6 separate regions of the Homo sapiens genome follow, and regions 1, 2, 4, 5 and 6 are each linked to region 3. The links are chromatin loops, found by intact Hi-C in ENCODE. Cell type or tissue: endothelial cell of umbilical vein. All regions are shown on one strand.

The links. A loop is a pair of places that touch in the nucleus more often than their neighbours do. Peaks named below come from ENCODE experiments on the same cell type or tissue, not always from the same donor. Only the 100,000 strongest peaks of a DNase experiment are listed, where the experiment ranks them.
Region 1: it touches region 3 in a loop (24-fold over the local background); 32 of 110 quality-filtered maps call a loop at or near these places.
Region 2: a loop joins it to region 3, with 33 times the contacts of the local background. A loop is called at or near these places in 51 of 110 quality-filtered maps.
Region 4: it touches region 3 in a loop (6-fold over the local background); 3 of 110 quality-filtered maps call a loop at or near these places.
Region 5: a loop joins it to region 3, with 16 times the contacts of the local background. A loop is called at or near these places in 10 of 110 quality-filtered maps.
Region 6: it touches region 3 in a loop (7-fold over the local background); 3 of 110 quality-filtered maps call a loop at or near these places.

What each region holds. Positions count from the first base shown.
Region 1 is chr13:69,855,552-69,860,551 of GRCh38, forward strand. All of the region lies in intron 5 of KLHL1 (kelch like family member 1), which reads right to left. Among named protein-coding and RNA genes, the nearest start is that of KLHL1, 250 kb to the right of the region's middle. In endothelial cell of umbilical vein, a CTCF peak has its summit at 1,878 (motif pointing left); a DNase peak (open chromatin) is centred at 1,760.
Region 2 is chr13:70,566,710-70,571,709 of GRCh38, forward strand. No RefSeq gene overlaps it. Among named protein-coding and RNA genes, the nearest start is that of LINC00348, 450 kb to the right of the region's middle. In endothelial cell of umbilical vein, a CTCF peak has its summit at 2,058 (motif pointing left); a DNase peak (open chromatin) is centred at 2,052.
Region 3 is chr13:69,535,110-69,540,109 of GRCh38, forward strand. No RefSeq gene overlaps it. Among named protein-coding and RNA genes, the nearest start is that of LINC00383, 320 kb to the left of the region's middle. In endothelial cell of umbilical vein, no CTCF peak of the experiment used is centred here; a DNase peak (open chromatin) is centred at 2,592.
Region 4 is chr13:70,099,608-70,104,607 of GRCh38, forward strand. The region is part of intron 1 of KLHL1 (kelch like family member 1); the gene reads right to left. Among named protein-coding and RNA genes, the nearest start is that of KLHL1, 6.3 kb to the right of the region's middle. In endothelial cell of umbilical vein, no CTCF peak of the experiment used is centred here; no DNase peak of the experiment used is centred here.
Region 5 is chr13:70,308,657-70,313,656 of GRCh38, forward strand. No RefSeq gene overlaps it. Among named protein-coding and RNA genes, the nearest start is that of KLHL1, 200 kb to the left of the region's middle. In endothelial cell of umbilical vein, a CTCF peak has its summit at 2,268 (motif pointing left); no DNase peak of the experiment used is centred here.
Region 6 is chr13:69,932,179-69,937,178 of GRCh38, forward strand. All of the region lies in intron 4 of KLHL1 (kelch like family member 1), which reads right to left. Among named protein-coding and RNA genes, the nearest start is that of KLHL1, 170 kb to the right of the region's middle. In endothelial cell of umbilical vein, a CTCF peak has its summit at 3,070; no DNase peak of the experiment used is centred here.

The DNA.
Region 1 (5,000 bases), 320 kb after region 3:
TTGGGGGCGGTTTTTCTGCTCATGATAGTGAGTTCTCAAGAGATCTGATGATTTTATAAGGGGCTCTCCCTGCTACACTCAGCAATTTTCCTTCCTGCCGCCTCGTAAAGAAGGTCCCTGCTTCCCCTTCCCCTTCCGCCGTGATTGTAAGTTTCCTGAGGCCTCACCAGCCATGCCGAACCGTGAGTCAATTAAACCTCTTTCCTTTATAAATTACCCAGTCTTGGGCAGCTCTTTATAGCAGTGTGAAAACGGACTAATAATATATATAGAAAATATTATATATACGGTATTATATATGTTATATAATATATTATATATTATATATGTTATATAATATACATGTTTTATATATATTATATGTTATAACATATTAATATGCATGTTTTATATATTATATATGTTATAACATATATAATATACATGTTTTTTATATATTATATATATAATTATTGCTATTACTTTCTGTTGGCAGAGAGTTCTTCATGGGCCTGTCATGTCTCTGCCCAGTTTGTGAGCAGAGGCATTCACTGCATTTCTTCTGGACTATCTTTTCAGGAATGTTTGAATACTGTGCAACTTTGGAAGCTAGAGATAGTATCTTCTTCTGAAGCAAAGGACAGATTTGTTTATTGTTCAGTTGAAAAATAAATTTTAAAAAAATCTTCCTTCATTTCAAAGGGCAGGTATAGTCACTGCCCATTCTAAAATATTCAGGTTCTCTAAGCTCAAGTTTCCTTTTTTGTAATGCATCCTGTTACACATACAGGTGTCACTTGGTCCTCTTCATGTCACAATGTGGTAATTGGCATTTGTGGAACTGAGGAAAATGCTGATTTTCTTGCTACTACTATTGCCATGAATAACACAGTCTTTTGCTCTGATCCAGGAGTCTTCTATTTTCTGCCAGCATCCATTAAACCCTGGCAGGTTAATTGTTAGCTTGCAAGCAGGGTAAAATCGCAGATCCTTACAATTCTCAACACTACCCTCGGTCTCAGCCCTTCTCACGTGAGTGGATAACAGTATGTTCTGAATTCCAGACATTCCAAACATTTTGCTCATCTGTCTGTTAAAAACTTTTATCTGCAATCACCTTACTTTGTTATTACACTATACTGTAATCTTACATAATAAATACTTAGTGCATATTTCCCTAAACTTCTGTATTTTTTGTCCTTAATCAGTAAATTAAACTACAATGATAATTAATTAATTCCAGGAAAATGCTAGTAGGCATCAAGTTATATTTCTTCTCTTTATCAAATTTGCTACTTTCATTTCAAGATAAAATTTGGCCCATTTTATTCCTTACAATTTCATAGTAATCCTTTTCCCTCCCCAAGATCATGTCTGCTGTCTAAGGCCAGTCACTTCTCTTAGCATTTGATATAATGACCTAACTTGTCTACCGTTCCAACCTTCCTCATATAAATACAATCCTGCTGTTTCCCTGAATAATACCTTTAATGGCTCCTCCAATGAACAATAGTAAATTCCGAACCTGATAGAACACTGTATAAAACTCTCCGTTTTTTGTCTCCTAATTCTTATAGTGTATTCTTTCATTGTGCTTGCATGACTTCTATGCTGTAGATTTTCCAAACACCTTGTAATAATTTGACTATGACATGTATTTTATGCTGCACTGAATTTGCTCCCTTTACTTAAAAACTCTCCTTCCTGAGTCCCTGACAAACGTTTACTTCTCTTCCAAGACACAACATATGTCACCTCCTTTATGAAGTCTTCCCTGATGCCAGGGCATATTGACTACTCCTCCCTTTGTGCCTCCTATTATCTACCTACTTGCCTCAAATTTACCTTCAACATGTAGTCGCACATATTTATTTCTGTCTCTGTCTCCCCCTAGTGGACATATTACTTATTATTATATGCCCCATGACTAGCAAAAGGTCTGCCACAGAGTTGACATTAATGTATGGTGATGAATAAATAATACGTTTAAAACACGTTATTGATAAAATACTCACAAGAATATGTATTTCCCTAGAATGTATCCCTATACTTGATTTAAGTTTCCTATTCATTTGTATATGCTCAGTCAGAAAGGAATATTGGGCACTTTCTATAAAAGATGTATCATAAGTTGAATGTTTGTTCTCTGAAGTATTTCAGGGTTAAATTTAAGGTAAATCATTTAACTAACTATGCAGTAGAAAAATAGTTAATATAATTTTAATATTTGGAAAAGACTTATTGATATCCTTGGCTAGGAAAGAACATTAGAATGAAATGTATTTTTCACACGTACCCTAGAACTTAAAGTATAATATAAAAATATATATATATAATGAAATTCATTTTAGCATGAAAAATATACTCATCTGGGTAATTCCTGGTGCCACAGATATATATTTTATACAATGCTCCGAATGAATTACAAGGAAAATAAAGGAAACATGCTATGTATTCTGAATTTAAACAATAACTGGTTTTCAACTGACTACACCAGTTGTTAGATACATCAGCAGAAGCAGATGTAAATAAGGGCAGAGGCCACGCCCTAAGGTCAGTTCTGACAAGTTCGATTTAGACATCAGTGGGCACCAGCATCTACCACAGGGGACACCCAGAGACATTTCAGCCATGTCGTCCAGGACCCAGAGAAGAGTATGTGGAAGAAAAACATCTCCATCCACTACTGTTAAGACATACAAGCCTCTTCCTTCAACTGACACCCTCTTGGGGAGGAGAAAGACTGGGGGTTGGGTGAGACTCCTTGAGAGAGGAGAGATAGACCTAATAAGGACTTTGAACTTCCAGTTTAATGAAAGACATAACTGTTAACCACATGGAGTTCTTTCTAATTCTTCTAAATATTATGTATAAATCGTTCTGCCATTAGTACAAATGCAAGCTTGAAAACAAGATGACATTCATTATAAAAATTAAATTACTTTTCTCCTTGTAAAAATATGAGTTAAAGTGATTAATTCTAACATCTAGAAGAGCATATTTAATTAGTTGTTGAAATGAACATTTATCATGTTCCTGCCCATGATTTGAGAGGCATAGTCTTAAAAACATAAACATAGATACAAGTTTTTTTCTGAACTATCACAATTCACTAAGAAAAAGACATGTAGCTATAAGAAAATAATGAAAATTTTTCTATTAGTGGAAATGACTATTGATAAAGATATTCAATGTACTGAAGATAGGTGATATGTGATAAACACTTTCAGCAGGAGGTCTTGCATAAACTTAAGCAATAATGATAAGTACAGGTTTGCCAAGCATGGAAAAGAGTAAGGCTATTTCAGAAAGAAAGAATACGTCCAGAGGAATGAAAGAAGGAAATCAAGTAGAATACAAAGTAATAATACTTAATCAAAATAAGACATTCTATTCTTAAAACATTTCTCTTGTTCTTTCTCTGTCTATATCTATCTTGATTCACCTATTCATATACGTGTCCATCCAAACTTCCATCTCATACATTGTTACATAACCCTAAAGGCCCTCTTACTCTTTTCCTTTTCATTCAACACATCAAAGCACTGTATAAAACTTGCAATTTTACCTTCAAAATATATCCAGAATATATTTAGACTGTAACTGTAGAACAAACTAAGATCACCACTGCCTCAACTATTGTAATACCTTCTGACTGGTGTATCTGCTCCCATTCTTCTTTTTAGGGCTGCTTATATTTCATTTCTTCCTCCTCATCCATTTTGCACTTTTTTTTTTTTTTTCCTGTTCAGTGCCTTTGGAGACTAAACTTTCTGGAACTACATCACTTGACTTCCTCGCTGATTTGTTTTTGGCTGGGTCTAGCTAATGGGAATTATAAGCAGAAGGTCAGGGGGTGAGAGGAGAGGGAAGAATATTTATTTCTCTACTCCCTGCAATATGTGGCTGTAGTGGTGTCTTTTCATGGGTTACGAGCTCCAGTAGGGCAGACGCTGTGACAGCTCTGGTCCTTCCCTCTAGGATATGCTAAAAAGGTTCCCGCATTTTCACCATAGTTCGAGTTCTCTGAGTCCTCAATATCCCTGTGAATGAATTATTACATCAGGTTGCAATGTGAATGAATTATTGTATAAAAGGGATATGCTCAGTAAATCTATCTAAAAATTATTGACACTTTAGTGCCCTCAGAAATGTTTAGAAACAATACAAACAGAAACCAGTTAGATTTGCAACAATCAGAATTTTCTTAGCTAAATTTAACCAAGGAGAGGAAAAACATAAATTAGTAAATATGACCAATAAAACATTAATATGTCAGTAGAATGCGTTTTGCATAGGCAAATCTAGTGTCAACTTCAGGTAAGTTTAAGCTAAGTGATCATTATCACATTGTAAGCGTACAAAAGCAAGGACTCACCTCAGGAATAATAGAAGAAATTACAACAGAAAAACTCAATCTATCATCTGAAGGCCTAAACAACAACTATTTAGTATGATACCATCCCTGACTTATTCACCCGTTACAAATTCACTCAATTGTTAGGGATTAGAAACAATCTTATCATTAGTTTGAAGCTATTTAGTGTGTTTATATGTGTGATATAAATTTTGACTTAATGAAAGGCTCATCCACTAATAGCAGCCACAAATATTACACAAAATATATGTTAAGTGTCTATTAATCTTCAGTACTACACTAGGTACAATTGAAGATATGGAGTGGTAGAATATATACTTTCTATACACAAGATATGAAAAATCTCAATGTTCAAAAAAGCAATTTCAGAACAAACAAGTAGAAAACAAACAAGTATGAGCATGACAAGTATTCTTGTATTAAGCATGTGTGACTGACTCAATTTCTAATGGTAAGATTCTCAGAAAAAAGAGAATGTTAGTGGCATTGTAAGATAGTTGCCTCTTTTTTAAAAAACGAGCAAATTTGTCTGCATGATCTATGAATAATATAGCATAAAATTTTAGCATGTATTTAAAAATGAATAAGTTGAAGGGAATGTTTATAGATTCATGAATCCAAAGTCTTAAATATGAGTCTGACT
Region 2 (5,000 bases), 1.0 Mb after region 3:
TTGAGAGAGACACAAGGACAGAAAAAGATTGCACAATTATAGTAAAGCACAACAGCACTATGTGGTAATTAATGATAACTGACATTTAAGATCATTTTTTTTAGGAATCCAATAGGTAATTATACAAACTTTGAGGAACTGGACATACACACTCAGTCTAAATAGCTCAGCCACCGCTCAGCTCTAAGCTGATTGCTGCCCAGCAGATATACAGACTTAGTTTTTTCCCTAGGTAATATTTTAGAGAACAGAGAGGAATAATAACGATTACATTTTTTAAATACATATATTTAAAAATGAACTTAAGTAAGCCCAATGGTTTGAACTTTAGGCCACTCATTCAAGTTTTGAAATGGCCACAGGGCATTACTGCAGAAACTGAAATAAACTTTGTGCTGTCTTGAAAGTATCTGAAGGTAGTGACAGAAGAATGCCAAAATAGAATAAAGGAAAATAAAATAAGAATTATATATGATTAATATTGCCAAGTTTTAGTTACTTTTATTCCACATTTACGCAATAAAAACTAACTTAATCAAAACCCATCTCATTTTAACTTGATCATTGTGTGCAATATTTCTGCCAAGCCCTCAGTGAGCGAGCTACCAAAACAAAAACATTTAAAATGTAATATTATATTTTAATATACATTGCTTTCCTGAAGGTTTCTTCAGAAATGAAGAACAATGTCTATTAATGATAAAAGCATGTTTTTTTCACTTGTTAATTTGAGATAAAATAAATTTAGACACATTCTTATTAAAATTCAAGCACAATATTTATCAGGAGAGTCACACAAATATATAAATTATTTTTATTTGTTGAATCATATACTGCTAAACCCTCAAAATAATCCTAATTTTTAATCACATCATGCCACAACTTTTATTTTAGTTGACCTTTGGCTGAAGTGGTTAGGTTTGTGAATATGCTTGTCTATGGAAAAGATGAAAAAAATTAAAATCCATGATGAAAATGCTAAAGATGCTATTCTATTAAAGTATTTAATAGACGAGCAAAGGAATAAAAATAATCCTTTACTCTAGAATGTATTAGGAATCCTAAAATAACAAAAAAGATTTTTTGTTATACATTTTATTTTATTCTTGAAAATAATATAAATAAACATTTTAAGGAATTTTTACTGGCAAATGAAAAAATACCTCTCATTAAGATTAGATTTCACATTACACAAGAATTTCAAACATTTAAAATTCTGTATGAACATATCTGTGAAACAATTAAAATTAATGTGGAGCTAATGGATTACGAATTTTAGGTCATGTGTCAAATTGAGAAATAATTCAAAGAGAGTGGAAGAGTTAAAAAATATGAAATTCATTTTTAGCGTTGACAATGTTCTACCAGGAAAAGTTAGCCTGACTCTTACTTTCTTTTCCATAGCGTGTCTTGCCTGTGTACCTACAAAGCCACACTTGTGTGTTGTGTGCAATACGAAAATGCCACAAGGTCAATCATATTCTTTGAAAGTAAGACTCCAATATTTTTGTGGTGTTGGATATTGAAACAATAATAGAACATTAAAAGAATTCCAAACTTCTTATCATGTACATGCTGAAGTAGTAGGTTTCACACAGCAGATGTTTTTCTTTCATTTTATGAATAATTGTATTATACATGGTACAATATAATACATGTACATTATACATGTACATAGTATAAAGAATATATAGAATATGTAAATATAGTATTTACATATAGAAAAATGTATTATATATTTTTCTACAATTATTTGAAAATAAGAAATTTAACAAATGTTTCCCTAACCTTTTAATCTTCCTGAGAGTTTGTTTCATTTTCTTAAATTTAGATGGGTGAGAATTATTTCTTCTATTATTTACTGTTTTATAATCCTAGCAACCCTCAGGTCCCAATAGCCTCAGTCCTATGCACAGAATAAAGCTGTATTAGTAAAGAATTGAGAAATTATTTGGATGTGGAAAAAGGACTGAAAAAAGCAAAAACTTAAAACTGCCAAGCACATATGCCTTGCCTACTGATAATATTGAAAGTATTAGTCAGTCTTCTACCACCATCTGGTGGTAATCTGTGGTATGAGCCAAAGAAGATAATTCTGGTGTTAAGGTACAAATAAATTTCAATTTACAAGCATATTTTAAATGGATTATTTAACTTGATGATTATGGAAATGTTAGATTTTTCTACCTCAAATGTTATTCTTATTTTTAAGTTTCAGAAAGTGGGACAAAAGATGTTCTTATTTTTGGGAGGTTTAACCGACAGTAATATATATTGGATAAACTAATAGCATTCACATTGTCCAAATAATAATTGTTTTTTCAATTCATTTGAAACATATCTAAGTTAATAAACTCTGTATGATTGGGAAATCATTTATTAAGGTAAAGGCTCTCTTAAAATAAGGTGTGTTTGTTTGATTTGTTTTATTGTTATTATGAGAGTTTTGAAACATAATACAATAGGCTACTAACTAAATATATGTAGAATATATAGTAAAATTTAACATGAAGAAAATACTGCTTTTAATTTATTATTAACCTTCTCTAGTGGGGCGTCATTTATAACAAATGGATTGTAAATATTATGCAGCAGTCATATGATAATAGCATCTTATTGTCTGATTCCTTGCAACTCTAAGTCAAACAAGAGTTGAGAAAACATAAATATAAAATTCAAACTTCTCAATGGTATTTTTTTAGCTGTAAAAGATCTTCTCCCTTTGCTCCTCACTGGTCAGCTTCCCAGGTAACAATTTTTCTTGAGAAAATGTGTATAGATCATAAAGGGAGAGAGGAGAGGCATGAATAACCTACTTTTTTTGTTTAGTGTTTTCAGAGTCTTCACTGGCCTCTCTGACATGGTTTGTCTGTGTCTCCACCCAAATATCATCTTGACTTGTAGCTCCCGTAATCCCCAAATGTCATGGGAGAGACCGGTGGGAGATAATTGAATCATGGGGGCGATTTCTCCCATATTGTTCTCATGGTAGTGAATAAGTCTCATGAAATCTGCTGGTTTTATAAATGGAAGTATCCCTGCACAAGCTCTCTTGCAGACTGCCATGGAAGATGTGACTTTGCTCCTCATTCGCCTTTCACAGTGATTGTGAAGCCTCCCCACCCATGTGGAACTGTAAGTCAATTAAACTGTTTTCCTATATAAATTACCCAGTGTTGGGTATGTCTTTATTAGCAGCATGGTAACAGACTAATACAATAAATTGGTACCTGTAAAGTGGGGTGCTGCTGTAAAGATACCCAAAAATGTGGAGGCAACTTTGGAACTGGGTAACAGGCAGAGGTTGGAGCAGTTTGGAGGGCTCAGAAGAAGACAGAAAAATGTGGGAAATTTTGGAACTCCCAAGAGATGTGTTGAATGGCTTAGACCAAAATGCTGATAATGATATGGACAATGAAATCCGGGTTGAAGTGGTCTCAGACGGAGATGAGGAACTTGTTGGAAACTGGAGCAAAGGTGACTCTTGTTATGCTTCAGCAAAAAGACTTCTGACATTTTGTCGCTGCCCTAGAGACTTATGGAAATTAGAACTTGAGAGAGTTGATTTAGGGCATCTGGCAAAAGAAATTTCTAAGCAGCAAAGCATTCAAAATGTGACTTGGGTGCTATTAAAAGTACTCAGTTATATATATTCCCAAATATATGGTTTGGAATTGTAACTTATGTTTACAAGGGAAGTAGAGCATAAAGTTAAAAAAATTTGCAGCCTGATGATGCGATATAAAAGAAAAACCCATTTTCTGAGGAGAAATTCAACCAGACTGCATAAATCTGCATAAGTAGCAAGGAGCCTAATGATAATCACCAAGACAATGGGGAAAATGTCTCCAGGGCATGTCAGAGACCTTCATACCAGGCCCTCTCTTCACAGACCAAGAGGCCTAGGAGAAAAAAAAAGGTTTAGCGGACACATTCCAGGGTCTCCCTGCTCTGTGCAGCCTAAGGACTTGGTGCCTGCATCTCAGCTGCTTCAGCCATAGCTAATAGGGGCCGAGATACAGCTCAGGCCATGGCTTCAAAGGGTGTGAGCCCCAAGCCTTGTCAGCTTCCATATGGTATTGAGCCTGAAGGTGCACAGAAGTCAAGAACTGAGGTTAGGGAACCTCCACCTAGATTTCAGAGGATGTATGGAAACACCTGGATGTCTAGGCAGAAGTTTGCTGCAGGGGCAGGGCCCTAGTGGAAAACCTCTCCTAGGGCAGTGCAGAAGGGAAATGTGGGGTTGGAGCTTCCACACAGAGTCCCCACTAGGGCACTGCCTAGTGGAGCTGTGAGAAGAGAGCCACTGTCCTCCAGACCCCAGAATGGTAGATTCACTGACAGCTTGCACCGTGTGCCTGGAAAAGCCACAGACACTCAATGCCAGCCAGTGAAATCAGCCAGGAGGGGAACTGTGCCCTGCAAAGCCACAGGGGCAGAGCTGCCCAAGGCCATGGCAGCCCCTCTCTTGCATCAGTGTGCCTTGGATGTGAGACATAGTGTAAAAGGAGATCATTTTAGAGATTTAAGATTTGACTGCCCCACTGGAATTCAGACTTTTATGGGGCCTGTAGCCCCTTCGTTTTGGCCAATCTATTTCGGTATTGACTCAATGCCTTACCCCCATTGTATCTAGGAAGTAACTAACTTGCTTTTCACTTTACAGGCTTATAGGCAGAAGGGACTTGCGCTGTCTCAGAAGAGACTTTGGACTGTGAACTTTTGAGTTAATGATGAAATGGGTTATGACTTTGGAGGACTGGTGGAAAGACATAATTGGTTTTGAAATGTAAGGACATGATATTTTGGGGAAGCCAGGGGCAAAATGACATGGTTTGGCTATGTCCCCACCCAAATCACATCTTGAATTGTAGCTCCCATAATGCCTATGTATCATGGGAGGGACCTGGGGGTAGATAATTGAATCATGGGAGAAGTTTCCTCCCATACTATTCTTGTGGTAGTGAATAAGTCTCACAAGATCTGATGGTTTTATAAAT
Region 3 (5,000 bases):
TTTTTTCAACAGGGTTATTGCCTTTACCTCTGGTCTGCCAGGCTCTTGCATGTAGTAAATAGTAAGCACTTAGTGCAAAGTTGATAGAATGAATGAAAAGAAGAGAAATGGCAAAAGTAAATTAAAATTCAAGGTAAAAATTTCAAATATAAGGACCACTGAATTTAGTAACTGAAAGAGAAAGAGTTTAAGCTTTCACAAATAGCATGGTCAATGCCACAGAAAATCTAAGAATTATGAGAGTTTATTTATCTTGTCTTCACTCTATCTACTTTATGACTACTTTAACCCCCTAATCTGTTTTCAGATTTGCAAACCAGAGATAGGAAATATTATTCAGTGGAAATTTTGCAAAAATAAAAATTTAGAAGAATAAGGCCTCACTTAAATAGCTATCTTACATCCTAAGTGAACTCGCTTTGTAAGCGAGCTATTTCACTTAGAAACAAGTTGATTCGAAGAAAGTAAACTTTAAAATCAATAAAATTAATAAACAAAAAGTTCACATTTAGCATTCCTCCAATAGGAATTCATGATAACAAGTCTCACTTTAAATTGTGAATGAAAATAATTTTCTGAGGCATAAAAATTGTTAGATTATGGCTTTACTAGGGTGGACCTTCTAGGAAATTAGAGTGAAAATAGGGAAAGAGTACTAGACAAATGAATTCAGTGATAAATCTAGTTCTGTGAGTGAGTTTCCTAATGACCTTGGGGAAATAACTTGATCCTTTGCATCAAATATTTTATCTATGTATAAAATAAGAAAGTAGAACTGCATAACCTTTATGGTATTTTCCAGTACTAAAGTAAATGATATTAAAGTTATAGTTATGATCTATATCAAGTATCATTTTTCTTAATCTCACTGTCTGACATCTAGAGCAGTATGGGGAAATAGATGAGAAAAAAAGGTCTAAAATTGGAGATAGGCTGAAATAGGTATGAAAAGGAAGAGGCAAAGAAATGGAAAAAAAGATAAGAAATGTGTTCAAAATATTCAAAAACTATTTACAAGAAGGATAAAAAATGTACTTTTAAAGTTTTAAATACTAAGGAATTAATCTGAATTTATAATTGGGAAGTAGAAATTAAGAACATATGAAATAGTGCATAGACTCTACATCTACCCCTAGATAGAATAAAATTGAGGCATACATATAGATAGGTTTAGATAAATTGTCTTGAATTTCCTTATTTTTTCAGACTATAATAAATCTTCGACATGGTCAATTTAATAAATTCAGTATGATTTGTCAGATGTGAGAAATAGACCAGGGCACAAAATCACTTTATATTTGAAGACAGGCATGAATTATGACTTGAATTTTGTGATATTTTTTTCAGAACTCACAAACAAGCAATGTGACAGACACGCAAGGTCAAGAAATATTACGGTGTGGATGAACTGGAAGGTCTGTAGTGTCAGCCTAGGCTCTGGAGGAGCCTAACCTCTCAGGGTTATTCCTTTGTAAGCTGGGGAGAGGTCACTCAGCATTTAAGTGTATGGATTATTGGTAAAAGAAAATGTAATTAAAGTCTGTCTTGTGAGCTGAAGATACAGCCTTCAGACTAAAAAATCCTTACTAATCACAGTTCCAAAGCAGAGTGACAAAACGTTTTAAGCAGATTATGTTTGTATTAGTTACTTATTGGGCTTTGAGGCCTACCTGAGATCTTCATACAACAGAACTAGCCATCCAACTTGGAGTGTTTTGTTTGCATAGGCTATTTCTTCAAAAATTAAAAAAGTACCCTTAATTCTAGAATTTTGTACTTTATCTGAAACTCTTGCCATCTAATTTCTCCCCGCCTCCCGAGATTTTCCTAACTTAATAAAACACTGCTATGTATGTAGCATCTCCATTTCTTCAGTCAGTTCTTCTACATAAAGATGTTTTGACCTTGCAATAATCTTAGCTACAAAAATGTACATATATTTATGTAATGTAAACACCACAAACACAAAGCATCTTCAGTGTGCAAACCATTGTGTTAGACACTAGGAAACAATGAGCTAAATATATTTCTACATGTGCTATAAATTGGAAATGGAGTTTATAATACATTTATATAGAGTCCAACAAGACTGTTTAAATTTTTCTTATATATGAATTACCAAGAATACGAAGGAAAAATAAGTTTTTATTTTTTGTTTATTTATTTATTTATTTTGAGACGGAGTCTGGCTCTGTTGCCCAGGCTGGAGTGCAGTGGTGCAATCTCGGCTCACTGCAAGCTCCACCTCCCGGGTTCACGCCGTTCTCCTGCCTCAGCCTCCCGAGTAGCTGGGACTACAGGCGCCCGCCACCACGCCCGGCTAATTTTTGTATTTTCAGTAGAGACGGGGTTTCACCGTGTTGCCCAGGCTGGTCTCGAACTCCTGAACTCAAGTGATCCACCTACCTCGGCCTCCCAAAGTGCTGGGATTACAGGCGTGAGCGACTGCACCCGGCCAGTTTTTATTTTTTTAATATATAAATTTAAATAGAATTTTGTCCATGTTTTTTTTTTCTCCTCAGTTTACATTAAATATACGGAATCTCCACCAGATGTCAGTATATGCATGCAAATATTTTACCTTGCGACAGAAGCGCCTACAAAGGCTTAGTTAGAAAGTACTCAAATAAGAAATGAATGCCTTTTATTTAAAGAACATTAAATTCTCTAATCACATTCACTCTATATATACTTCCTCACAGATTATTTAAAACCACGTTCTCCAAAGTTTTTAAGCCAGCCAAATACATATACTGTCCATTGAAGATTTTGTTCTCATACTTTATGCATAATAAGTGTTTACTGAAAGACACACAGCTAGACAATTATTCAGTTAATATTATTTGTATTATTATTAGTGAATCTATATAATTGTATTTAATGAATTTGTGTACCTAAAACGTTACAAAGAATAATTTGAAAACCCAGTCAAAACAATAAGATTATTCTGTAAGATGACTAACTACAATATTATTATGTATGTGTTAATTTTTACACACACCAGGTAAAAGCGATTAAAACTGTAAGGAAGAAAATGTGCCATTAAAAATAGAAAAAAAAAACAGCCTATAAAGTAGAAAAGGTGATATATGTTGTATCTACCTGAGGAATAATTAAAAACTTTTCTAGAAAGCATAAAATAATTAAAAACTTTACTAGAAAGCCTAAAACCATACTAAAAATATTTGCAGAAAAGATGAGTCCCCGTGGGAAAAATGCTAATTTATCCTAGATAGCTGTATGTTTAACGGTATTCCAACTTGGATACAATTAGATATTAGGAAAATTTTTTGCAATTTCACCAAAATTATATAAAATTCTATTTCGAGAGTGGTTTAACACTACTGTTACTAGAATTTATTATAAAGCTACAATCATTTTTTAAAAGGTAAGTATTAAGGAAGAATCCCCTCAATAGAAATAACTAGAATTCCTGAATTTACCCAAATGAGCAGTCTGATTTAGTAGATGATAAAAGTGGCTTATCAAATCACTGAACAAAATATATATTATTTAATAACATTTCTATATTAAATAAATATTCTCAGTACAACTAGCCTGTCATAAAAAGAAATAAACACATAACTAAGTTTAATAAGAGTAAATACAATATAGTCATATGATGTTATGTTCTGGGAATATATTAAAAAAATTATGACAATGTTAGTTTTCAAGAGACATACTCCCTTAATCATTTTTCATGTTAATTTGCTGCTTTATAAGATTAAAAAATAAAACCATTAAAAATGGTATGCTTTCCAGACTCATTGGGAATACAGGCTATCAAAACATGAAGAAATAGATATAATGTTTAAAATGTAAAATACATGATAGTTTAATATAATTAATATGATATACAAAATATAAATATAATAAGTCAATAAATGAAATAATGTAAAGTGATCAAGAAAATGAAGGCCTTAATTGTGATGAAAAACAAATAGAATCAATAATTGGGAAAGATAATAATTTGTCATTAGTAAAAAAATTAAGTTATTCTTTCTAAGTTTTAGTAGTCAAAGTTTTGGTTATCTTCAGAATGATTTCGAAGGCAGTAAGATTTTAAGCCACCGACATTTTTCTATTCAGAACTTTTGCTACTCAATCTGCATTAACACCTTAATTCAGCTGGTGTGACTCATTTTGTTTTTCATGCAAACTTGTATTCCCACTATGCATTAAGAACTGTGTCAAAAACACAGTAAAAATTTGTCTATAAAACAGGCATTTTTGCCTTAGGATTTACAGTTTTTGCACACCATGCATTTAGATTAAAAAAACTGTAATAGAGAACCAATAACCAAAGCTTTCCATTAAAAAAAAAAAAACCTGTTTTCAAACTTAAACCTCGTGTTTAATGGAAATATTTTATTAAGTACTTTCCTTAGTCTTTAATCTCATTACTACCCCCCAGAAACCTGCAGCCTAGATATGTACTGCGATTTTTGTATCCTCTGTGAGTTTTACCACCATCTCCTTTTCCATCCACACTCTATCCTCATCTATTGGCTCTTATCTTCTCTGCGAATAGGAATATTCTTTCTCTTTGCTGAAGCAGACATTTTCATCAGTGTCATAGATTCAAACTTCTCTCAACACTGCTGGGAAATTATTCCATCCATTTAACTCTAATCCTTGCATTATTTATATTTCTCACCACAAGATACACTTCTAGGGAAGAAAAAAATACTGTTTTCCAATTTCCAAACAATCTCTAACCTAAATATACTTGGGAATGATTGTATTTTCCTTCTTTTTCTGTTAACTCCATACCTTCATTTTCTTACCCACTATTCATTTCCTATACTTTTTCCAGTATTTTCGTAATAATTATTTTGTATAAATTTGAATATAAGTTTAATATTGAATACCATGATAATATGTGCGTGTGTGTGTGTGTGTGTGTGTATACTATTTTTCTGATCAAACAAGTGTTTCCATGCTCACACAGAAAAACTATTACCAGGAGGAGAGTTGAGTATAAAAAACGTGATTCAGAT
Region 4 (5,000 bases), 560 kb after region 3:
CAAAGTAAGGATAATAAATACAATAGATAAGTTTATGTGATTTATAATAAACATTAAAAAGAAATACACCATACAATAAGCTTTTTGTCCCATAATAACATTTTTTCATTTAATCGTAGTTTAATGAAAGTTGTTAATTAAACTAAGATTAAACATTAGTTTAAACATTAAACTAATGAACAGCTTTCGTTAAACTAAGGTTTAATTAAAAAGTTGTTAAATTTTTTATATGGCAGAATAGTATTTCATTATATGACTATTAACAAATTTATTTATTCATTCTTAATCTATTTATGTATTCTTATACTTATATAGCACTATCTTGATTAATGTAGCTTCATAACAAGTCTGGAAATCAGGAATGTTAGTTCCCAAATTTTTTAATTTTTCAAAAAATTATTTTGTTTATTCTAGGTCCTTTGAATTTTTATGTAAATTTTTAGAATAAACTCATCAATTTGTAACAAAAAAGCATGCAAAGATTTTCTTCAGTGATATGTTCATTTTATAGATCAACTGGAGAAGAATTAACCACATTAGTAGTGAGTCTTCTGATCTATGAATATTATATATTCATATTTCTTCATTATGTGGCTCTTTCTTCTCAGCATGGTCTTTCAGTGTATGAGTCTTTCACATCTTTTCTCATTTTTATTATTTCATAATTTATTAATATTATAACATGTATCATCTTTACAATTAAATGCCCAATTATTCATTGTTAATATATAGAAATACAATTGAATTTTGTATGTTTATTCTGTATCCTGCCACGTTGCTAAGCTTGCTACATTTTTTTGTCGATTTCATCAATTTTTTTATAGACAATTGTATCTGCAAAAAGTTTTATTTCTTCATTTTTACAGATATGACAAACTTGTATTCAAATAAAAAGTTTTGTATTTTTAGTAGAGACGGGGTTTCACTAAGTTGGCCAGGCTGGTCTTGAACTCTTGACCTCACGATCCACCAACCTTGGCCTCCCAAAGTGCTGGAATTACAGGCATCAAGCCTTTTTAGTGCAACAGGATTTTTGCTTATATTTATATTTCAAGATCTTCAAAACCATCTTTAATTTTGCTCAGATTATCTGTATCTTCATCAGATCTTTTCTTTAAAGTTTTAAATAACTATCTTAAATGAAGAAAAGTAAACTAATCCTTATCTGACCTAAATCAATATGAAAACTTCAGACCATTTGTTTTTTACAACTACCACAAACATACCTAAAATTATTTTAGATGGTACAATAAAATCAATAATGTGATGTATTGGTCATGACATTGAGACTCTGATTAAAATGCTGCCCGTTTTTATGCTCAGAAACTTGATTTAATTCCAACATATGCTACAGATAACAGTTTTCTGTATATTCTATAAGTGTTCTTGGTCAAAAATAACCAAAATTTGACTTAACATGTAGACATGAGAAGCATAATACCTGAGGATACATAAATTATCTTTGGAGACTTGTAAAAAGAAACCAACAAACACAAATATCTGATTAATATTATATTCTATGTTAGCCAGATACCAATTTTGATTACATATGTAGGCTTTCTTTATTTTTCTAAACAATTTGAAATAGTACCATAGAAAGGCTAATCATACAGTTTACAAAATATTCATTAAATATTTATAGAAGAAAAATACAATATTGTCCTTCAACTAGCATGTTTCATTGTTGTAATTTAAAAATTCCTATTGCATCTTGTATTTATATATAAGTACATCGTAGTATAAACTACAGTTTATACTACCTTTCTTACAAGTAGTTCTGGAGTTTTGGGTACCTGAAAATCCAATTCAATAGCCGTATATATATATAATTTTTTTTTAAGACGAAGTCTCGCTCTTGTCCCCCAGGCTGGAGTGCAGTGGCGCGATCTCGGCTTACTGTAACATCCGCCTCCAGGGTTCAAGCAATTATCCTGCCTCAGCCTCCCAAGGAGCTGGGATTACAGGCACTTGCCACCACGCTTGGCTAATTTTTGTATTTTTAGTAGAGATGGGGTTTCACCATGTTGGCCAGGCTGGTCTCGAACTCCTGACCTCAGGCGATCCACCCACCTTGGCCTCCCAAAGTGCTGGGATTACAGGCGTGAGCCACCACACCTGGCCAACAGCCCTATTTCTTACGATTGTTTTAGTTTCTCTAAAGCACACTTGCTCAGAGAGAAGGGTGCCTAGATATTGTGGACTCCTGGGTAGAACACCATGTAACGTTTATAAATTCATCCTAACATAGACAAAGTAAGCTTTCCCCAAATAAGGTATTATTTTTGCTAGTTTTGGTTTAAATAATAGTAAACTATGTAACACAGAAACCTAGGATAAAGTAGCAAAAAAAAAAAAACAAAGTAAAATTGAGTAAGTTTGTTCCATTATATTATTTTTTACTCTAAAATTTGGGGTGGTAAAGAAGATGAATATTATTTCACTTTAGTTTCATAGAAGTATAGTTTGAGAACCACGTTCCTGAGAAAGTAGTCCTTTATCATTTTCAAAGTTGGTTATCCCCTTGACTGAGGCAGAGATGATTATTGTTTTAAACAAGTGCCTGGTACATGTCCCACTAATCTCCATGAGATTTTTAATGGTGTGTGCTCTCTTTCAGTGACAATACTTTATCAATAGTTCCAATATTCATAAGCAGATTTTCTATCCTAAAGCCCTAATTTGGTCTCCAAAATAATTATTTCTTTCCATTTCTAGGTTATATTTGCATATTGTTTATTAATTATAAAATAAAATACACTGAATGAACTATAATTTAGAAAATAATAAGGTGTTTTCTAACTTGGGCTAAGAAGTCATCTTTGACTAAGGCTTATCTAGAATTTTTCCATCACTGTCAATTTAAGAAGTCTATTTAAACATTCAAACACAATCTCCACCAAGGGAAAAAGAAAATTATTTCTCCATAACCTCAGATGCTGCCTCTTTTCTTTTGTTCTGTTTGTTTGTCTAAGCATAGAGAAATAAGATTGGGCAAAATGGCCAATATGGTATCTGGAGTCAGATACAACGGGTTAAAGTCCAGCCTTATTAATAACAAGTCTGTGATTCTAGGAAAATTAATTACCCTCTTTATATTTCAGTCTTCTTATCTATGTAATCATTATACCAGAGGGATACATAAATGTAGCAGGATTATAAGATGTTATTAATTTTAACTTACGCATATAAATATTCAACATGCTAACTGGCAAAAAGCAAGTTTTTAATCAATGCCACTAAATATGATTATATCAAATATTTATTCATTTGACAGTATTTATTGAGTAACTACCTGCTCCATGGTAAGGGTAGAATGATGAGTAAAACAGACATACTCCTCTCCACTTGGAAATTCACTTACAGACAAACAAAATCAACACAGATATTCATATATGGTTACAAGCTTCAATAAGAATTTTTTTAAAAAGTAGAGAACAGTTATTCTAAGAAGACAAAACACAGGATATGAATTTGTTTCGGTGATGAAGAACTCCTTTCCTGGGAAAGGTACAGCACGTTTATGCATGACATCTCTGTGATGAATAGGGATGAACTCAGGAAGGGAGCAGTTAAGGAAAGGATAGTCTCTATGCAAAGAAGGAAAACAACTTTGTGAGTTCCAGAGGCAGTGAAAAATTATAGGGAAGGATATTAAGTCTGGAAAACAGAGGGTAAGGGGAAGGTTGGTAAGTGAATGGCCTACATAGCAGACAAAGGACAGAGCATTCAGAACCAGGTAATCCATGGTACAGATTGTCATCAGTTGGCGTCCATAGTATAAACTGTAATCAGCGAGTGTTGGAAGTCCTTTGGTGGGGAAAAAGGAGAATGAGGGAGTGAGGGATGTGGAAAAATATTTCACCATTCTTAATTTTTATTGACTTCAGTGTAGAGAATGGACTTGAGGAGGCAAAGATAATGAGGGGAGGTGATAAGAGATGGAGGTTGCAAAACTAGAGTTGAAAGAAGATCGTAGCTTAGATTAGGCGCAGACAATGGCTGTGAAGAGATGTGGGACATGCATAGGAAAGATTTTCTAAGCAAAAGCAGCAATTCTTGAAAGAATAGTGAAATTGAGGGGAAAGAAGATATTGACCAATGTGACCCTGGAATTCTGGCTTGCACAAACTAATTCGTAGAAAGCTATTCTCTGAAATACAGTAGAAGGAAATTGAGCAAGACAGAATAGGAATTATAAGCTCAATTTTGTACATGTTATATTTGACTGGACTCTATGACATCTATCAAAGAGGTCAAGAAGAGAGGTGGCTATGTAAGACTACAGTTCAGGAGAGGGGAGGGCTAGATTTAGAGATGCAAATCTGTAAAGACAGTTTATGGATGGTAGCTAAAACCATGGGATAAAATGACTGCACTCTGTAAGAATTCAGAATCTAAAAAAGCAAGCAGTTAAAACATGACATGTCTTCTCCCACTCACATCACTATAAAATGCAAGAATATAAATATTGCTCTTTGGTGTTTTAGTTTACTACATATGGAATCTTGGGCAGAAATATCCACAACAAAAATATATGGTTATCTGAATATCCAGGAAATCATATACTTTCTAATGTATATTTAGACAGGGAAGTAGAGAAATTAATGATTAATAGGCCAGTGAACTATTATAGGAAAAGTATTGTTTATGTGGTCAAGGTAGTAGAGCACTGAGATTTATTTAGGGTGGGATGCAGGTAGTGAGCATTTAATTTAGTAAGGTAAGAAAAAGGTTGGGTTTTGGCCCTAAATTGGTTTACCACAATATTTCCCACTACCTTTATGTTTCAAGTCTATGATAATTTGACCTTTCCAGAATTCTGAGATTGTGAGCAACTTTCCCCAAATGTCCTCCATCTGCTGTTCTAACCGGTTTACTCAACTGAGCTAGTCATACTTGTCTAAAGCAATGTTCTAACTAGTATAAAACTAAATGAATAAAGAGAAGATCAATAAAATGAATAAAGATAATGTCAGAGAAAGGGCCAACTCATGTTTTAT
Region 5 (5,000 bases), 770 kb after region 3:
CCAGTAATGATCAGGGTAGAATCCCAAATTTTCAAAATAGGTTTATACAGCCATCTATCAATTTCATCCTGAGTGTGACCCAGGACAAGGCAGTGATAGAGGATTCCTTACTGTGAACATACATTCAGTATGTTTATTTCCTTGGTGGCTTCCATTGCAATGGCAGATGGTTTCTGCAGAGATCATTTTACAAGAGAGGCATAAAATGAGTATAATGGTCATTTGTAAGTCAGGGGCTAATTCTATTTCAAAACACTGCACAGAATTTCACCCATTCAGGTGAAGGGTCAGGTCATCTCAGAGGTGGGTGTTGGAAGATCATAACATTTTCAGATCCTAAAGTAACAGGTCATGAACAGAGAGGTTCATTGAGAAATGGGTCGTGCAGATGACCTGTGTTAGAGTATAAAACATACATCCACATTTACTAGTATTTTCTAGGTGAATGACTTTATGTTCCATCTGATTACGAATAAGATAGTAAGATGGTTAACCCTGTATTTCAAACCAAATATACCTCATGTACAGTTAAAAATATTTATTAATTCTGATAAGACATTAACATGCACATAGAGATTCAAGGACACACACTATCAAACCTCTGATAATCTATGGATGAAATTCTGACTTCCAAGCAGCATAATTGAATACTCTATGTACTGTTAGGTAAGTTAAATTCTAATATTAAGATTAGTGGCATGTTTAACTGGGAAAATCATTACTATTTCATTAATACAATTTTAGGATTAAGTAATCAATTACACAACTGTTTACTGAGCATGGTGTTAGTTACATATAAAAGTTAAACCATCCATTCCTTTAGAAAGTATGACAAGTATGACATGATCTATATTATATGTCAAGATTCTCTGATAGTGGTTTGGCCACGTTTTATGACTTGCTTCCTCTTATATTTTCAATATATAAGTCCTATTTGATACTCAGTGTGCTGCTGGAAGTGGAATGTATGGGTAAGGAAAATATACTTTTACCCTTTTTGTTTTTCACTAAAGCAAAATTGGTAGTTCATGGAGACAGCCCTCCAAATGAGGTTTTCAAAATGCAGAAATAATATTATTTGCCTTATTTACAACATATTATGAAGATTAAAACCTGGATAAAATAATCCACAAGGGTATCTATAATTAAGGAAAAGCCACACACATGTAGTCCCAAAGCTGCTAGTTAAATAAAAGGAAGGAAAGGGAAAGGAAATTAAATGAAGAATGAAATACTGAAACAAAAGACAGTCCACATGGGTCTAAGGAAAAGAGAAAGATTGCTTGTAAAATGTGTTAGACATGGTGATCAAGGAAGAAAGTACCTATAGACAGGGCAATACCCTGAGTGGTTAGGATCATGAAGGGTAAGTGCTATAGAGATCTGTGAGGGGATTGGCAAGAAGTAGCACTGAGTGGCTGGTATAATTAAATAAAAAGTAAAGACAAAAATGCTAAAGTAATTGTTTAGCTAGGGAATCATTTTTTAAACAAATCTGATCATCTGGATCCTTTAATTAAAACAACTACAATACTAACACTACAATACTAACAACCACAACAATAAAAACCTCTGTCAATTCCTCGTTGCAAACCACTCATTACTCTCTGGTCTGTAATGCCCGTGCTGTGTTAACAATACTTACAAATATCCTTTGTGCATACTGGTTTCTTTCTGTTAAAGACCTCCACCTTTTGCACTTGGAAAACTTCTAATTTCATTCGTGATCGCTTTCACAGAAAACTCCTCAAATTCCTTCAATCAAAGTTAATTGTTTTTGTCCCTTTAGTAAAAGTTTGAGCTGTTTGAGCACTAACCATATGGTACTGTAATTTTTTTGGCGCTTCTCCTTCACCCCTCACGGCAAGCTCCTCTAGGCCAGAGATCGTGAACACTTCATGTTTCATTCTTTTATTTTGTAACTCAGTGCTTAGTGTATCACAAGTAATTGTTAAATGAAAATTATCAGATGAAGATTTTCTTCATGACTGATTGGGTGTCAGGAAAAGTAAATGGGTTTGTTGCAAAGCAGAGAAGCAAGCATTACTCTTGAGAGCCAAGCATATTTGGAAAAGTAGAATGTATCAGTATGGTGTTCTCTGGTATTTTACTGTGATGTATGTACTAAGAGGTAGAGGAAGAAACACCTCTCTCTTTTAGCCCAGTCTAGTTACTAGTTGTATTAAGGCACCAGTAGGATCTTTGGTTTATACACAAACATAACTGCATATCAGAGCCAGAGACTGAGTTTGTGCTTCCCCCTGCTGGGCTTTTTCTTATGTTCTCATGACTGCCTTCCTATATATACAGTAACCCTGGCCACTAGAGTGATTGCTGCAGGTATTTAATGTTCTGTAATTGATGAGTATCCAAACAGTATTTCGAAGGTACTGACTTCTAATTATCAGTCTATTACTATTGATTATGTCACATGCTTAGCAATTTAGCAATTCTATTGTCTGAGATTCACTAGGAATATAAAATCTTTAGCTATACAATTTCAAGTGAAAGTGCCTTCAGTAATTTTTAAACCAAGTTTTCTGCTTTTATATAAAAATGTGCACAGTACCCATAGACCTAAGTCTATTAAAAATATATTTATTTTAAATTATATCTTTTTTGGCATGTGGATGGTAGAGCTGCACTTTCTTGTTTCTATGAAGTTGAAGATGGCTGTTTAACTTGTTCCGCAAATAGGAGGCTGCTGATCACTGCACGGGCAAGCCCAGCCAACTTCTCTCCATTGACACTCTCTGGTGCCAAGCAGTGTTTCTTAAGGATGCCAGATCAGCCTGAGTCTCTGAATGAGAGTGAAATAAAGTGAATGTCCTGTAATCAACTAACCACCCCCACCCCTGGCCATATACATTGAACTGAAATGGATACAAATTGTGAGAAAAAAATAAACCTGTGTAGGATGAAGTAATTGATTTTGTTTGAATGTTATCCTTGCAATTTAATCTGAGTTATCTCAAACTATACTGTGCCAAATACTAAAGTAGAAATAGTCACTTTTTCTTTGTAACATTCTGTTTTTTTATCATAACCAAATATTATTTTGAGGAGTAAATGAGGTTAATAGTCCCCAGGAATTTTGAGTGACTGTTAGTTTTCACTCATTCTGCTTCCATCTAATCATGAGTAAACATTATTTTTACCAAGGGAAAAATAATTGGATCTGCCCAGAATCAAAAATATTAGTTTAAAACACCTTTGGGAATGAATTAAGTAAGTTTATGGGTATATTTTGCTTATATATTTTATTGAAATTATCCTCAAGCTTCCCCATGAATCTAGGTAGCAACTGTGCATATACAAAATGAAATGGTTTACAATGTCACTGTGTTCTATTCATTGTTCCCTAAACCTGCTTCCGGGAATTAATGTCCTGAATGTTCAAAATATTTGCTTTTACTATTGATGTTAGTGGGAAAATAAACAATAGAAATGTTAATAAAATTTAAAAAAATGAGAAAGCCTGAATGTGACACAATTTGAAAAACTAAATGCTACTTAGAAAAACTGTCTCTTATTTTATAAAATATTTTTATTATTATTTTTAGATTTCACATGTGAGTGCAACCTTTCAGTGCTTGTCCTTCTGTGCCTGGCTCATTTAACTCAACATAATGCCCACCTAGTTCATCCATATCCATGCAAATGGTAGAAGTAAAGAGTGGAATAGTGGTTATCAGAGTCTGGGGAGGGATGGGGGAGGGAAGACTGGGAGAGGATGAGCAATGGATGCAAAGTTACAATTAAACAGGAAGAATAATCTTTGATGTTCTATTACTCAGTAGGGTAAGTACAGCAAATAGCAATGCAGTGTATATTACAAGATGGTTAGAAATAAATACTTTGGATGCTGGCATCACAAAGAAATGATAAGTGTTTAAAGTGATGGGTATCATAATTACCCTGATTTGATCATTACCCTATGGATACATGTATCAAAACATCATATTTCAGAAATAAGTACAAGTATTATGTGCCAATTACAAATTAAATAATTTAAAAATTGAGAAACTTTCAAACTAAAAAGAGGTGTAAGAATAATGGGATGAACGTACATTGAAAATAAATAATCAACTACTAATGGATAGAAACAAAAGAATGATGTAGTAATCAATAACTTTTCTGATTATACATAATATGGAAGGTTACAATAGATGGTTGTGCTCTTCCTCCAAAAAGCATCACCACCATTTTGAGCTGGCAAACCAAATGGCATCGTGTGTTCCCTAGAGGTAAAGGCCCAACAAAGAAGGCCATGTCTAACCAACATTTCTTGAATGAAAAAAAAGTCATGTTCCCCAAATGTACATCTATTTCTAAAACAAACTTCAATTTCTATGATGGTTATTTAAAACATTCACACCATTCAAAGATCAATTTCAAGAGTTTCACGGAAAAGTGATACACCATCGGAAAGAAAAGAAATGTCTTCCTTTTTCATCTTTGTGTTTCCATTAGCATTAACCATAGTTTGATGGTTAATGGTCATTTTGTCACAACACATTTCATTCCATTCAATCAAAGGAAGCCTAATTATCTTGTTTTCTGATTCATCAGTCTAACACACACACACACGCACAAGTGTATTTGGAAGAATATATAGACAAATAGAGTTCCTAAGTCACTCTCATTCTGACATAGTCATATATACATACATATATGCATATATACACATATTGATAAATGAAGAGTTAGCTGTCACCCTATTATTTATGCATTTATTTTCACCCACAAATTTACATAGAAGCAGAGGGGTCTTATGAGAGCAATATTCATATGACCCCTTCCTTTCAAAACCACAATTATCTTATGGTTTGATGTAGTCTTACCCAAGGATAGATTACCAAATTTGAGGACAAAGATACAGACCTTAAAATGAGCACTGGAGGATATGGAATCCCTTGTCTCTGCCCTGTGGTCAACAACATATAAGCTCATTGGTTCTAGCTCTGTAAAGTAGTTGTGGATCAAATGTGTTTTACATC
Region 6 (5,000 bases), 400 kb after region 3:
TGCCTTATACAGTCTAGCTCTATGCATAACTGATTTTTACCTGATCAGAAAATATAAATATTTTACAACATTGGTTCATGATAGGCAAATTATTATAAAGGGGGATTTTTGTATGTATAAAAACAGATTTTTTTCTCATTAAAAAAAGCAAATTATTGATTTTATTTGTGGAAGACTGTGCTTTATAAGTTGAAACGACCCTGGAAGACCCTGACATTTCTTCCTTCTGACATATCATAAGAAGTCCTTTTAGAATCACTCTAATAATGTAAGAATGTTTCTTATCCAGAAGGGAATACTACATCTTAAATGATTGAAATCATTAAATATTTAGGCACTACTTATAAGTTTAAATGTGTGTTTACAGGATATTTTAAAATGTTTAGTATTCCTTCTTGAAACTTTGTTAGTTATATTGTTGCCACAGCATCAACTTGAGACCTATGACAGCTCTTAAAAAATTTAACCTACTGTACCTAAGATATTTTTAATATATTGTGCTTGTGTGTGTGTGTGTTGCAGCTTTATATAGCTATGTGTTATATCTTAATGTTTTAGAAATCGAAGCTCAGTAGAACAAATAGAATAAAACAAAAATATGCAAATAAGGACACTAATTTTACCAATGACTCCAATTTGTAACACGAGTACAAATTGCCTGTAAAGAATAGTGAACAAGTTCTAGGGATCTAATTTACATAATGGGTAGCAATTGATGTGTTAATTAATTTGATTTTATTAATTTGATTTTGATAACCATAAAAAAAGAGTTCTCCATCTAATTCAGGGACAAAGAATGTTAAGAAATACAAAAACAAAAACAGAGGAAGAAGAGAAATTTCCTTTGTACCCAGCCTGCCACATTTTTACTTAGTTCTTTTCAACATTAAACATCACTAGTCATTGTCCCTTAAACGTTCATTATACTCACCCTGACCTTTTCATTTCATATATACTTACAAAGACATGCTGAAAGTCAAATTTTGGTAATTTTCAACTCATCAATTATATATAACTAGTTACTAAGACCACGAAGGCATGTGAGACACTGAAAAGGAGTAACACAAAATGATAAATAAAAGAAAAAAGATAACATTAAAAATCATTTAATACTAATGTATCATGTAATAGTCTTGAGAAAAATGTAGGTGAAGTAAACTTTATTTGTATGACTTATAAAACAAGAATATTTAAAGTTACACTCCAAATATTCTTCTAAGGCAAACTCTAATTTATGGTTTATTAGCAGGGTTATTGGTCAAGATTAAAAGCATGTAGCTAGCTAGAAACCATGAAACATGTCGGGTATTTTAAAACCATGATCACAAACCACATTGATATAGTTTGTTCTTTCTATAGGTATTTTTTCCAGTGGCTCTAAAGGACAAGTGAAGGATGTATAGCATGTTTTTACTACTACCAGATTCTGAAAGGGCAGCTACTCTTACACTGACTCTGGAAGGCTTTATGCTGCAGGTATGAGTCTTCCACCCTTCAAAGCTACTTATGAACAAGGCAGCCTTTAATTAGTCTTAGTGCCACCGTCTCTGCCTCCAGCCTAAACCTAATGAAATCTTCTAAGTCATACTGGTAGCACCGGACAGAAAACAGAGAAGGGGGAAAAAAAAATACTTGAGAAAAAAAAATCACAAAGTTCTTTGGTCTTATTTCTCTTTCAGGTTCATAATATCCATTTGTCTGAAGGAATTCATATTTTGTGTCTCGGTATCAGGAATTCGACTTAATATTATGGGCAATATGTAATCACGGTATATTCATTAGCATATTGAATAGGGCATGAAATCTGTAGTGAGATAGTACTGGGTTTATTATCCCATTCTAGCATGTCTATCTATTGATCCTGAGTAAATTATTTAACAATCCTGAATCACAGTTTTATTGTTTTTAAAATGGATATAACACTTGCCTTGCAGGGATTTTGAAAGGAGTAAATTTAATATATTTAACACCTAGAATTATAGTGGCAATAGGACAATATTTTAAACTTTATGTGTGCCATCACCAGCATCATTGGTGGTAAGGCTCGCCATCAGTAAAGCTGCTGCTTATGTGCCAAGCACGATGGCAGAAGGTAGCGTTACCTCACTCTCTTTTTTATTTCTCAGTCTCCGAATATGTGGATGTGAGTATATATCACATCTTATATTACATCTTATAATTTTTCTTTGTAAAATTTACCTATATGTATACACAGACGTATACATACATACATATATAGGCATATGTAATTGTCATTTATAATGATAATTTATCATTATAAACAAATTATGTGAGTGGGTGTATACGCCTCTAGGGTATACTAATCTCTATTCTTAGTTTCTCTTCTTGCCTTCCTTTTATGTCAGTCTGATAACTCATCTTAAAATTAAACCTTTGTCCTTACTTGTTCAAAATGTTCAATGGCATATTATTATATTCCAGATAAATCCCCAGTTTTTACAAAGTCTCCATAACCCTACACAATTGGTTCTGCCTAGATCTTCAGCCTCATAAACTACCTCTCTTCTTGTCCCTCTCCACCATCCCATCTACCTTGAATTTCATTAAACAGAACAATTGCCTTCCCACTTCAGATCATTGGCAATCCATTTTCTTCTGTTATGAACATTCTTTAACCAAATCTACACCTGACTAATTCTACCTCATTTTTTACAATTCATATAAACATCATTTATTTAAGGAATCTTTTCCTGATTTATGGGAGGGTTCCCATTGCGTCTCATAATTTTTCTTTGTAAAATTTACCGTGTGTGTGTGCATGTGTATATATATATATATATATATATATATGTATATATATACATATTATCATTATAAAGTATCATTATCATTATAAAGTATTATAAAGTATACACATACACATATATAGGCATAAATAGTTATACTTTATAATGATAATTTGTTTTCATTCAATATATTAACCTTGACTCTAAGGGCAATATCATTTCTATTTTGTTCACCATTGCATTTCCTGTGCCACCTACTGGTGAACGTGGTACATAGTTGGTACTGGTGAACTTGGTACATAGTTCACCCACTGGTGAACTTGGTACATAGTTCACCTACTGGTGAACTTGGTACATAGCAGTCAATAGTCACTATACCTTCATTTATTCATTCAGTAATTAATCGTATATATGGAGATTTATCTAGGCACTTATGTTACAAAAGTTGTTTTATGTTATCAAGAAGCTACTATATTAATTGAGCAGATAGACAACAAAAACAACAATAACAAAAACAAATATATATTATAAAGCCAGGAACTAAACAAGGACTCTAAAAAATAAAAAAGGAGTGTAAGAGAATAGAGAGTTTTGAAGGTACTGGCACATAACATGGAGTTTTCAGAGAATGAGTCTCTGTAGAAGTAACATTTGACAAAGATCTGAATGAGGTAGAGAAGAAACAGATATAAATATTTGGCAGAAGAGTATTTCCATCAGAGGGAAGAAAGAACAAGCACAAGACTCCACAAGTGAAGTTATGCTTAGTGTTGTCAAAAAACAGTAAGAAGATCAGTGTGGCTAGAACTGTATGAACAGGGAAAATAATAGCAGAAAATGTGATTTTAAAAATGTCAAAGGCACACACTTGTAGTCTTGTTGAATGAGTAAATTAAAGAAAGTCCTGCAAAAGTACCCAAGAGAAACAGGGAATTGATGAATGTATTACAAGATACTAGACACTTTGATGGAACAAAAAAATTCAATGGAGAATGCTTCTTCTCTTGTCATAAAGAAATCCGCAATATATTTGTAAAGACTAGTCACAAAGAAATAAAAATAATTAATTGTATAAGAAAGTTTATGATATCACACAATCCTAAAGAAAGGAATACTAGGATTTCATTTGTGAGAGCTAATGCCATGAAAAGTTTAAAGATATTTCTTGGGCATGAATGAACTTGAACTAGAAACAGGGAGAGATTATTCAGAATTTGATAATGGATTCCAACAAGAGGAAGGTCTGAGTTAAGTAAGAGTGAAGGAACCATACAACACATATTTAGCAGGAATGAGAGCAATTGCATCTAACATTGAGGAAAAATGCCTGGGTAGCAGCTTAGAGGGTAGGTGTGGAGGACTATGTATATCAGAATATGGAGGCCTGGTGTGATGGCTCATGCCTGTAATCCCAGCACTTTGGGAGGCCAAGGCAGGTGGATGACCTAAGGTCAGGAGTTTGAGATCAGTCTGACCAACAAGGTGAAACCTCGTCTCTACTAAAAATACAAAAATTAGCCAGGTGTGGTGACAGGTGCCTGTAGTCCCAGTTACTTGGGAGTCTGGGACAGGAGAATTGCCCGAACCTGGGAGGCGGAGGTTGCAGTGAGTGGAGATTACGCCTCTGCACTCCAGCCTAGGTGACAGACAGAACGAGACTCCATCTCAAAAAAAAAAAAAAAAAAATGAAGATTGAACATGCTATGATGCTATGTTGAAGCATGTTTTGAATTTTTTTTAATTAAGAAAATAAAACACTCAATGTTCTAAGTTTAAAAGATATGAATAGAGAATTGAAGGTTTAAACAGCCATTGAAAAAACTATGAAGGTCAGGGAAGTTTCTACTGAAGATTTCAACCTTCATTTCAACATGAATTTTCTCAAAAGCACTCTGCAAAGACACTGCATTCCTCAAGAACCTCCAGAGGCCTCCCAACAATGGTGTCAGCCTGCAACAGTGGGGTAAATAGCTTTGATCACTCGCTTGTAACTTATTTTACTTTTCCATTTACCTACATATCTTCCTGCAACTGCCCGTGGAGAATAATGGCTGCTGCTTCTCTTCCAGCTTTCATATCTTACATGAATGCCTCTTATTGGCAAGATCTAACCAAAAACCATCTAGAGAAAGGATTGCTGGATAAAAATGTTCCACGTGTGTCCCCCAAAAGGCAGAGCTGACTTTGGAGGGAAGTAGCAATGATGACCAGTGGGAATTGACAACTCAGCAGGGAAGGAAAGATCTGGAGATG